2 separate regions of the Homo sapiens genome follow, and region 1 is linked to region 2. A link is an interaction called in ENCODE POLR2A ChIA-PET data of the cell type or tissue named here. Cell type or tissue: HepG2. All regions are shown on one strand. Links, peaks and the distances in the headings refer to the core of each region. The heading gives the core; the rest is flanking DNA.

Region 1 (5,834 bases), core at 297-2,796, 320 kb before region 2:
CAAGCCATCATTTATTTTCATCCAAACTAAAGGGTTTCCCTTCTTCCACTCTTGCCCTCCTTCCACATCACAAACAATGACTTTTTGACATACATACCAATCATTCTCCAACTTTATACTTTCCAGTGGCATTAAGAATAAATAAAATCCAAACCCCTTACTGTGGCTAACAGACCCCCACTGGTCCCCGTCTACTTCTTCAATCTGATCCCTCTCACTTTCACCCCTCATTTAGTTGGTGCCAGCCATATCAGCCTTTCTATTCCTATATCGAACCAGGTTCTCATATTTGTGTTTTACAATTCTCTCTGAGTAAAAAATTTTCAGAGGGCAGATGCCTGCCTCCCAGTCATTCAACTCACAATGGACATGTCCCCTCCTCAGGGATGCTTTCCCTGGCCACCCAATCTAAATAAACTTCACATTAAAAGTGCTAAGGAAATTCTCATCTGCACTGTAACACATTTTTTCTACCTATCTCCTGTAATCAGAGGAAATTTTTTTTTTTATTTACCTGTTTTTAGAGACAGGGTCTCACTATGTTGCTCAGGCTGGTCTTGAACTCAGGCAGTTCACCTGGTCTCAAATCTCATGAGTAGCTGGGACTATAAGCCTGTGCCACCACACTCAGCCTTTAATACTTTAATATTGGATTAACATGCCTCAATTAGATAATTTTTTATACTTTAATAAGAAATTCCAAGAGATTATTTGCTTTTCAAAAATCTATTTTCTTTTTTTTTTCATTTATCATCTTATGAAAGAATAGAAAAATCCAATTTGAACCAGTTTTTTTTTCCTTTTTTTTTTTTCTTAGAGATAGGGTCTTGCTCTGTCATCCAGGCTGGAGTACAGTAGCACGATCATAATTTACTGCAGCCTCCAACTCCTGGGCTCATGTGATCCTCTTATCTTAGCCTCCTGAGTAGCTGGAACTACAGGCACGTGCCACCACACCCGGCTAATTTTTTTTTTTTTTTTTTTTCTGTAGACAAAAGGTCTCACTGTGTTGCCCAGGCTGGTCTCAAACTCCTGGGCTCAAGCAGTCCTCCCACCTCAGTCTCCCAAAGTGCTGGGATTTACAGATGTGAGCCATCATGTCCGGCCCACTATTTTTTTTTAAGATGATTTTTTTAAAGATGGGGTTTGGTTTACTAAATGCAATCCAGTTCAAATCTCTAAAACAAGGGCACCAAATTAAAAGTAAAATATTATCTATCTTGAGGCCAGGCTTCTGGAATATTTTTAAATCTAGAAACAGAAAAAAACATATATACGGATGTTCTGGGGGTAAAGAGCAGCTCCTGAATATGTAAGCAAAACCAAACACAACAGAAAAGAGAATACCACTCTGGGTTTATACCTAACTCCTCAGACTGAACAACTCACAATGGAGAAGTTAAGAGCACTGCAATCAGCTGACAGGATCTATACAAGGTCAGTTTTTTCTTTGGAAAGCAGAGAAGCATGGGAGAAGCAATCGGAGTACAGAGAAAACAAAACTGCAGAGGGAGCAAATCAAAGGCAGCAGAGAAGTTGAGGTTGTGAGCCACAGACACAGACAGTCCAGATCTACAGTCTGCACCTTAGCAGTTACTAAAGGCGTAGGCAGGAGCTACAATAGTAAAGAGACAGATATCACCAATGCCCCAGTATTGTACAAGCAACTACAATAGTCTCCACAATGTTTATACATGAAAAATATTACTGAATTTTTAAAAATGTATTTATAAGTGGCATTCCTCAAGACAGCCTTCAGTCTTTTTTTTTTTTTTTTTTTTTTTTTTTTGAGACAGTTTCACTCTGTTGCCCAGGCAGTATGCAGGTACAAGCATGGCTCACTGCAGCCTCGACCTGCCTGGGTTCAAGTGATCCTCCCACTTTAGCCTCCCAAGTAGCTGGGAATACAGGCACACACCACCATGCCCAGTTACCTTTTATTGTATTTTTTTGTAGAGATGGGGTTCCGCCATGTAGCCCAGGCTGGTCTTGAACTCCTGGGCTCAAGCAATCCACTTGCCTTGGCCTCCCAAAGTGATTTCAGGCGTGAGCCACCACATCTGGCCTTTCAATCTTATTCTAGTGTAAAATGTGTTGGGAGAGGGAACTTGGACTAAATACTTACAAGTTACGAATACCCTGCTCTGGAAATTCTCATATATCACACTTCACCCTGCCTTCTTTAGCTTATTTATCTACATCAGAAAATCTGAACTCAAACTTTTAACATACTGCCTCTTTTTCATGAGAAGATGGCACATAAGCATAAATAAATAAACAAAATTAAAAGTAAATAAAATTCCAGGGTATTCTATTACAGCTGGCAACACACAGAAATTCGTAATTTCATATAATTCCAAGAGCAAGAAATAAAATAGGGCTGAATCTCATGAAAACTAGGCTTGTAGGATGATTCTAGAATGATTCTAGACCTTGGGGTGAAGAGTTTTGTGGCCCTTCCCTCCAGTGCTCTGCTATTAACACCACTCAGTTCTACATCATGCATTAGGTTTTTCTCATCGTTTCACTCATAGTTTCTTCTCCCATAATTTTAGTTTGTACATGGTTTCTCATGACCTCTCCAACTTTGATTCTCCCTCCCCGCCCCCACAATCAGTGTGATATGTTCAGGAAATGCCAACAACTACCACCATAGTCAACTGTGATAACAGTGAAAAGGGAGCTGGGAAGATATGCACAGTAGCAAACCACTATATAGTGTTTCTACCATACAGATATAGTAGATATAAAGAAATTCAAAAGCATAGATAATTGTAAAATGTGGGCAAATAATTAGGAAATAATTTGTTTTGAGTATTTATCTTTGTTTTTATTAAATTATTATGCAACTTAATTCTTAAAAATGGCTGTTTGACAACTCACAAAATTCTTGAAAATTTAACAATTGGTCTTGCAAAAGAATACAGCCAACTCACTTCAAAACCTCTCAGCTGAAGCTCCCACCCTTAATTGGAAATTCTTTCCTTTTTGTCTTAGTTCAAAAGACAATAAGCCCCACTCATCTTTTTAAGCTACAGAAATCACAGGTTGCTGACCAGCCAATAAACTGGTTGCTTTGGGTGAGGTGCTCTCCCTGCCTGTGGCTTGCAGGGGAGGTTGACGTCAAATGATATCAAACATAGATGTCTCAGCAGCAGTTATGGGAGGTGGGAGAGATACAAGCTAACCTAGGACAAAAAGTTACTACAGATGTTAAAATCCCTTGGCCCTATGATTATTCCAACTACAGGCCATTATGAAAAGAGAAGCTCACAGAAATGACAATGAGCCATCAAGAATGGGCTAAATTGTAATTAATATACTATGTTTAAGAAGATGAGTGCCTGGGAAAGGATCAGCTATCACTCAGCGACTTCCTCCTTGTAGTATGCCTTCCTGAAACGCAGAAGTTGGAAAACTAAAAACTGTCTTTTCCAGACTCCTTTATAGCTAGTATTCTGGATGCAAATCTGATTCCACCATTAAGATGCAGGACACAAGATATGGAAGGCAGAAGTAAAGCAGAGCCCCATTGGCCTGTAGCTTTCAGCAGCTTTCAGCTTGTACACAAGGTCATGAACATGTCAGTATCCAGTCTCCAGCTTTGAACTAAAACAAAAAAGAGAGAATTTTCAATTAAGGAGTAGAACCGTCAGCTAGGAGGTTTTACAGTGATGCAATGGAGTTGGCTGTACTCTCTTGCAAGGCCAATTATTAAATTTTTATGAATTTCACAAATCAGTTGTCAAACACAGCCACTATTAAGAATTTAGTTGCATAAAATTACAATTAAATTATATTAAAAACATAATTAATCATTTTCTAATTATTTTAGAGACAATGGCAAAGGCAGCAGGGACCAGATTCATCATAACAGCATCTAGTCACCAGTTCACGAGCATCAAGGAGAAGCTGTCACAGCAATGGCCAGATCCTACATTCCAGACTTCCAGCAGTTACAATGTTAACAGCAGTGGCTGCCCTGATCACCTGGATCACAGCTACAGTAGCATTTTCTTGCCACTGTTTCAGTAGCAACCTCCTGATTGCCACTTTCCTGACTCAAGCAGAGGTGGCAGCTCCCACTGTGGACTGTTTCAAGGTGTCCTGGAAATCATTCTCAGAGGCTCAGTCTAGAGCCCAGCCCTCCAGCCCTTTCAAAAGATTCCCTAAGCAATTAATTCCCTGCATTATATCCCCTTCTGTTTCCTGCACTGAACCCTGACTGATATTGCAAAGGAGTATGTGGTAAATGGATTGCAGAAAGATTTTTTCATGTCCACATTCATGCTGTTCTTCCACTGACCTACAAAGAGCCCAAGCAAGACTCCATCATTCCCATTAGTCTACCTAACAAACATAGTTTCCCCAGAACTGCCACCTCAATCCCCTTTCTTCAGTTTTGCCTCACAGGGAATACCTTGTCCTCTGCTGTGGCCAGCTTTACGTGGCCTGAGACATCTTCTTGTCCCGCACCCAGCAAGAGCACAATCCCTCTTCTCAGTTATGCCATCACTGCAGCCGAACAAGCTTGAGGACAGTGAGCCAAAGGTATCCTTGACAGTTCATCTCCCACAACCCTGAGTGTCCTCTTGCCCTAAAATTTATCTTCCCCCAATGCATCCCCTAGTCACTCAAGGAAAAAAATAAAAGCACAGCTGACTCTAAATCAGACTTGTAGCATCAGCCCCACAGAGAGAGCAAGAAACAGTGTTAGCAGTCTACCATATAGCAGGAACTATTCAGAAACATTTTACTGAAAGCATTGTGAAGAATCTCCGATAGGAAAAATGATTTTTCAAAGCTAAAGCTAAAGTAACTAACCAAAATAAATACTTAACTATTCAGCTATTATACCAGCTAACAATTTTGACTGTGTAAATCTTAATCATAAGTTACACCATTATAAAGGCTTAAAATGCCCTGAAAATCCATGGCATATAATGATTAAAATTCTTTCCTGTGCTGCAGGTTCGGGGATACCACTGCCTCTAACCACATTCATGCACACTGATGGCCTAACAAACTGAGTCTAGCACATTACACTTAGTTCCAAGAGAATGCAGATTTCATAAAGAAACAGAATATGTTTAACAGGTCCTTTTTTCGCCAATTTTCTACACAAATTCTTATGCCAGAAACTAGAACAATGAAAGGAACTAAACAATCTGAGTTCTAGTCTCTGCTCTACCATGCTTATGCTATGACTTCTGCCATTGCTAAGCCTCGAATTGTTTATCCATATACTAAGATTGGATTGCTGTGTTTCCTTCCACTCAAGTGACTGACTTTAGCCCAGAGAGAAAACATAACAGCGTAAACACTTAAAGAATAAGAGGTTCCAACAATCCACAACCTGCTTTACCTGCCTCTTCAAAGGATCCATCTTAGGTGTGCAATACTCGAAGTCTAGAAGGAGAAAGGTCTACTTAAATGCAATGAGTTATTCTTTTACCTAGCTTAGCTAAATTTTATTCAAGCAAAGTGTACTTTTGTGAGAAGGGTCTGCATACTTATAAAAGATCCCTAATTCTAAAGTACGTTCCTTTCTACATTCACCAGAACATTTTCTAGGCTCTCAGTAAATGTGCTAACACCTTCCTGGTGAGTGAATTACAGAGGAAGTAGAAAGGAAACACAAGAACAAAATATTATTTCTAATATGCAATTTTCCCAAGTATATTTATCCTAAAATATGTATCTAATATATTTATCTGGGCTTTTACATATTATAGAGAATATTTTCCGCAATAAAAATATTCTGCTGAAAATATTCTCTTACAAATGTAGCAAGAATACTAACTTTCTGCTTGATTAGCAATTCTTGGAAATAA
Region 2 (6,342 bases), core at 2,682-5,181:
GTTAATGGTTTAACTTTAAAACTGCTAATCACCCACTAGTTATTCTGGCAATTATTCTGCCAGTTATTTGTTACAAATAACGTAATTACAGTCTTTTTTGGGAAAGGCTGAGGAAGGCAAAAGGAGAAGAGATAGAGAATACAAATACCTTAAAAAACTGGTTTACAACAAAGTAAAGTTCAATTAACTATTCCATTCTCCAGGTTTTTCCGCCAAACATGAAATCAATAATTTGGATAGAGTGTAATTACTTAAATTGCTTTTATTTTTTATTTGCACCAACTGAATATTGTAACATTTTTCATGACTGAAATAATACAGAATAAATGTGTTGAGTCATTTTCTCTAGCATAGGAAATATAAGAATGCTTTCAGAGTATTTCTAAAAAACATTTTGCTAAGCCTTTACTTAATATGATGTGATCTTTTCTCAACTGGTTAAATGCCAGTTTTCCATCAGGATTGAAAGACCTTTAAAGAATAAAGCATATAAAATGTCATCCATCTAAGATGAAGGAAATGTATTTTCTAGCATTAGGAAACCAAGTGATTATCTTAATATACAAGTAATCCTTTGATTACTCATGTGCTGATTTTGTTTTAATTGGAAAATGCAAAACATTTTTAATATAATGAAACATAATTAGGACGTTAATCTCTACAAAAATAAACAGGTCCTTCAAAGCAGAAAATAATTTTAAAGAATTAAGTATGCCGGGCGCGGTGGCTCATGCCTGTAATCCCAGTACTTTGGGAGGCCGAGGCGGGCGGATCACAAGGTCAGGAGATCGAGACCATCTTGGCTAACACGGTGAAACCCCGTCTCTACTAAAAATATAAAAAATCAGCCGGGCATGGTGGCGGGTGCCTGTAGTCCCAGCTACTCGGGAGGCTGAGGCAGGAGAATGGCGTGAACCCGGGAGGCAGAGGTTGCAGTGAGCCGAGATTGCGCCACTGCACTCTAGCCTGGGTGACAGAACAAGACTCTGTCTCAGAAAAAAAAAAAAAAAAAAGAATTAAGTAAAGCACAGATTTCCTCAACTAACATTCAATAAGCAAAAATTGCTTATGGTTCAGTGGTTCTCCATCACGGCTGCACATTAGCCTCACTAGGGAAGATTAATATTGATAGTTAAGTCCCACCCCAGACCAAACAAATCAGAGAATCACTGGGATAAGGCCAATATTATTATTATTATTATTATTATTATTATTATTATTATTATTATACTTTAAGTTCTAGGGTACATGTGCACAACGTGCAGGTTTGTTACATATGTATAGATGTGCCACATTGGTGTGCTGCATCCATTAACTCATCATTTACATTAGGTATATCTCCTAATGCCATCCCTCCCCCCTCCCCCCACCCCACAACAGGCCCTGGCATGTGATGTTCCCCACCCTGTGTCCAAGTGTTCTCAACAATGGTATTTTGTAAAAGCTCTCCAAGCAACAGTCTAAGGTACAGGTGGGGCTGAGAACGTTACCAGTCCAGAAATCCATCTAATAACCCAAAGCCTGATGGGCAGAGGATGTTCTGAGTTCACATGAGATCTGGTGGCTTAAAAGTGTGCAGCTGGCCGGGCACAGTGGCTCACGTCTGTAATCCCAGCACTTTGGATAGCCAGGGCAGGTGGATCACCTGAGGTCTGGAGTTCGAGACCAGCCTGGCCAACATGGAGAAACCCCGTCCCTACTAAAAATACAAAAATTAGCCGGGTGTGGTGGCACGTGCCTGTAATCCCAGCTACTCGGGAGGCTGAGGCAGGAGAATCGCTTAAACCCAGGAGGCAGAGGTTGCAGTGAGCCAAGATGGCACCACTACACTCAAGCCTGGGCAACAGAACAAGACTCCGTCTCAAAAAAAAAAAAAAAAAAGTGAGCAGCCAGGTGTGGTGGCTCATGCCTGTAATCCCAGCTCTTTGGGAGGCTGAGGTGGGCAGATTACTAGAGTTCAGGAGTTCCAGACCTGGGAGACTCCATATCAAAAAAAAAAAAAAAAAAAGTGTGCAGTAGCCAAGCATGGTGCCTCATATCTATAATGCCAGCAATTAGAAGGCTGAAGCAGGCAGACTGCTTGAGATTCAGAGTTCAAGACCAGCCTGGGCAACATGGCGAGACCCTGTCTCTATAAAATCTACACAAAATTAGCCAGGCATGGTGGCACACATCTGTAGTCCTAGCTACTTGGAAGGCTGAGGTGGGAGGATCCTCAAAGCCCAGGGAGGTTGAGGCTGCACTGAGCCATGATTGCAACACTGAACTCCAGCCTGGGCGTGGTGGCTCATGCCTGTAATCCCATCACTTTGGGAAGCCAAGGTGGGTGGATCACCTGAGGTCAGGAGTTTGAGACCAGTCTGGCCAACATGGCAAAACCCCATCTCTACTAAAAATATAAAATCATTAGTCAGGCATGGTGGCAAGCACCTGTAATCCCAGCTATTCAGGAGGCTGAGGCAGGAGAATTGCTTGAAACTGGGAGGTGGAGGTTGCAGTGAGCTGAGATCTCACCACTGCACTCCAGCCTGGGCAACAGAGAGAGACTTCGTCTCAAATAAATAAATAAATAAGAGAGACCCTGTCTCTAAATAAATAAATAATAGCGTGACACCTCCCCTACACAACTCTCTCTCTCACTCCTGCTTTTGCCATGTGAATTGCCTGCTCCCGCTTTGCCTTTGGCCACGAGTAAAAGCTCCCTGAGGCCTCACCAGAAGCCAAGCTGATGCCAGTGCCATACTTCCTGTACAGCCTACAGAACTGTGAGCCAGTTAAACTTCTTTTCTTTATAAATTACCCAGTCTGATTTAATTGTATATAGCAGTGCAAGAGACTAATACACCAGGGTATAATTGTGTAACAACCAAGCCCAGGTGATCTGTATCAGATCTGTATTAGATCAGATTTCTTTAGGCTCTCTTGTTGCAGATTTTCTTGTTCAGATATCTTATAAACTAACAAAAATGTCTTGAAGATATCACTAGATTTTAAAGGCTCACATTTGCTGTTTACCACTTCCCCAGATATACCAGGATAAAGAAGACAAAATATGTTAAAATCCTTAATACAGTGAAAGCATCGTATATGCTTTGAAATGACTGTTGCAAGTGAAACAGTTCATTGTAACAGTATCATGCAAGCCAGGGGCAAAGTATATTGGATTCTGGAAACATAGCAGCTTTTCCCACGCCTCATGCCCAATTTGGTTTAGGGATTTACTACGTCTTTTATTTACTTAATTTTTTTACTTGGCCACTAATATCCAGTTAAAGTGTTTCTTTTGCAAACTAAAACTGCTGTTTCTGCTACTGTCTAAAAAAGATAATCTTTCTATTACATGAGATTATGTGAGAGACATCCATAATACTTTTGAAGTATCTCAACTTTAGAAATGGGTGGCTGGAGGCCGAGCACAGTGGCTCATGCCTGTAATCCAGCACTTAGGGAGGCTGAGGTGGGCGGATCACCTGAGGTCAGGAGTTTGAGACCAGCCTGGCCAACATGGTAAAACCCCATCTCTACTAAAAATACAAAAATCAGTCAGGCCTCGTGGCGGGTGCCTGTAATCCCAGCTACTCGGGAGGCTGAGGCAGGAGAATTGCTTGAACCCAGGAGACAGAGGCTGCACTGAGCTGAAATCACCCCACTGCATTCCAGCCAATCACGAGGTCAAGAGATCGAGACTATCCTGGCCAATATGGTGAAACCCCGTCTCTACTAAAAATACAAAAATTAGCTGGGTATGGTGGCGCGTGCCTGTAGTCCCAGCTACTTGGGCGACAGAGCAGGACTCTGTCTCAAAAAACTAAAAAAAAAAAAATAGAAATGGGTGACCAGTATACAGTTTCAGACCACTAAAAACACCTCCATCTACAGCTGTCAGCCATCATGACACTCCATGCAACTACTTACTCATTAATATTTAGTAACTATCTAATGGATGCTGCAAGGCTCTATAAAAACAAAGATAAGGGAAAAAATGAAAGATTACTTGTGGATACGTTTTTCCGAATTTTGAGGCAATTAGACGAAACATCCCAGATGCAGAGTCAGATGGGAACCAGAGTTAGTAATAACTTTTTGGGCCAGGCGCGGTGGCTCATGCGTGGAATCCCAGCACTTTGGGAGGCCAAGGTAGGCAGATCACGAGGTCAGGAGTTTGAGGCCAGCCTGGCCAACATGGTGAAACCTCGTCTCTAGTAAAAATACAAAAATTAGCCAGGCGTGTGGTGCATGCCTGTAATCCCAGCTACTCAGGAGGCTGAGGCAGGAGAATCCCTTGAACCCAGGAAGCACAGGTTGCAGTGAGCCAACATTGTGCCATTGCACTCCAGCCTGGGCAACAAGAGCAAAATTCCGTCTCAAAAAAAAAAAAAAAAAAAAAAAACTTTTAGTGTTCCCATATTTAGAATTTTTCTTTGTTTAAAAAGATGATTTTGAAATAATTAGCTAAGATAATGCCCTGATTCATTCACAACATTTACTATGGATAATGAGGTACCTTGAAAAGAAACCATATAGTAAGATAGTTAAAAGACCAGAAGCAGGCCGGGCACAGTGGCTCACGCCTGTAATCCCAGCACTTTGGGAGGCCGAGACGGGTGGATCATGAGGTCAGGAGACCAAGACCATCCTGGCTAACACGGTGAAACCACGTCCTACTGAAAATACAAAAAATTAGCCGGGCGTGGTGGTAGGTGCCTGTAGTCCCAGCTACTCCAGAGGCTGAGGCAGGAGAATGGCGTGAACCTGGAAGGCGGAGCTTGCAGTGAGCCGAGATTGCGCCACTGCACTCCAGCCTGGGCAACAGAGCGAGACTCCGTCTCCAAAAAAATAAATAAATAAAAAAGACCAGAAGCAAATTAGAATGGGTTGCTTTAACTTGTTTTAAAATTTCTCCTGATAGGCTGGGGGCAGTGGCTCACGCCTGTAATCCCAGCACTTTGGAAGGCCAAAGTGGGCCAATCACGAGGTCAGGAGTTGGAGACCAGCCTGGCCAACATGGTGAAACCCCGTCTCTACTAAAAATACAAAAATTAGCTGGGTGAGGTGGTACGTGCCTGTAGTCCCAGCTACTTGGGAGGCTGAGGCAGGAGAATCGCTTGAACCTGGGAGGCGGAGGTTGCAGTGAGCCGAGATTGTGCCACTGCACTCCAGCCTGGCGACAGAGCAAGATTCCGTCTCAAAAAAAAAAAAAAAAAAAATTCGGGCCAGGCGCAGTGGCTCCCAGCACTTTGGGAGACTGAGGCAGGCGGATCACGAGGTAAGGAGTTTGAGATCAGTCTGGCCAACATGGTGAAGCCCCGTCTTGACTAAAAATACAAAAATTAGCTAGGCATGGTGGTGGGCGCCTGTAATCCCAGCTACTTGGGAGGCTGAAGCAGAATCGCTTGAACTCGGGTGGCAGTGAGCCGAGATTGTGCCACTCCACTCTAGCCTGGGCAACAGAGCAAGACTCCGCCTCAAAAAAAAAAAAAAAAAAAGATTTCTCCTGATTTCCCTCCAAAGGTATAACCTTTCTTTTTTCTTTTCTTTTTTTCTTTTTTTTTTTTGAGATGGAGTCTTGCTCTGTTGCTAGAGTGCAGTGGTCTCAGCTCACTACAACCTCTGCCTCCCGGGCTCAAGCGATTCTCCTGCCTCAGCCTCCAGAGTAACTGGGATTACAGGCGCCCGCCACCACGGCTGGCTAATTTTTGTATTTTTAGTAGAGATGGGGTTTCACCATCTTAGCCAGGCTGATCTCAAACTCCTGACCTCGTGATGTACCCGCCTCTGCCTCCCAAAGTGCTGGGATTACAGGTGTGAGCACTGTGCCCGGCCATCTGTACCTTTTTTAAAGGGGCTCATTTTCTTTCTCTTCTTTTTTTTTTTTTTTTTAAATAGGATCTTGCTCTGTCTCCCAGGCTGGAGTACAGCGGCATGATTTCGGCTCATTACAACCTCTGCCTCCCAGGCTCAAGCAATCCTCCTACCTCAGCCCCCCAAGTAACTGGGACTAGAGGTGTGTACCAGCATACCTGGCTAACTGTTGCACTTTTTTTGACAGACAGTGGGTTTTGCCACGTTGCCCAGCCTAATCTTGAACTCCTAGGCTCCAGTGATCAGCCGGCCTCAGCTTCCGAAAGTGCTGGGATTACAGGCGTGAGCCACCGCACCAGGTCACAGGGCTCATTTTCAATTTACCAACTTGTGGTTTAAAGCTATTAAAGTAGATTACTTTCACATTTCAGCTAGATTATCCAACCGCAAGTTACAAAGTTATCTCAAAAAATATTGCCTCCTCTGGCCGGTTGTGGTGGCTCACAACTGTAATCCCAACACTTTGGGAGGCCGAGGTGG

The links. Peaks named below come from ENCODE experiments on the same cell type or tissue, not always from the same donor. Only the 100,000 strongest peaks of a DNase experiment are listed, where the experiment ranks them.
Region 1: POLR2A ChIA-PET joins it to region 2 with 5 read pairs; 3 of 35 experiments call an interaction of 5 or more read pairs at or near these places.

Annotation. Positions count from the first base shown.
Region 1 is chr1:113,401,430-113,407,263 of GRCh38, reverse strand. The region is part of intron 1 of MAGI3 (membrane associated guanylate kinase, WW and PDZ domain containing 3); the gene reads right to left. Among named protein-coding and RNA genes, the nearest start is that of MAGI3, 14 kb to the right of the region's middle. In HepG2, for the core only: no CTCF peak of the experiment used is centred there; a DNase peak (open chromatin) is centred at 1,473.
Region 2 is chr1:113,078,885-113,085,226 of GRCh38, reverse strand. All of the region lies in intron 1 of LRIG2 (leucine rich repeats and immunoglobulin like domains 2), which reads right to left. Among named protein-coding and RNA genes, the nearest start is that of LRIG2, 8.9 kb to the right of the region's middle. In HepG2, for the core only: no CTCF peak of the experiment used is centred there; no DNase peak of the experiment used is centred there.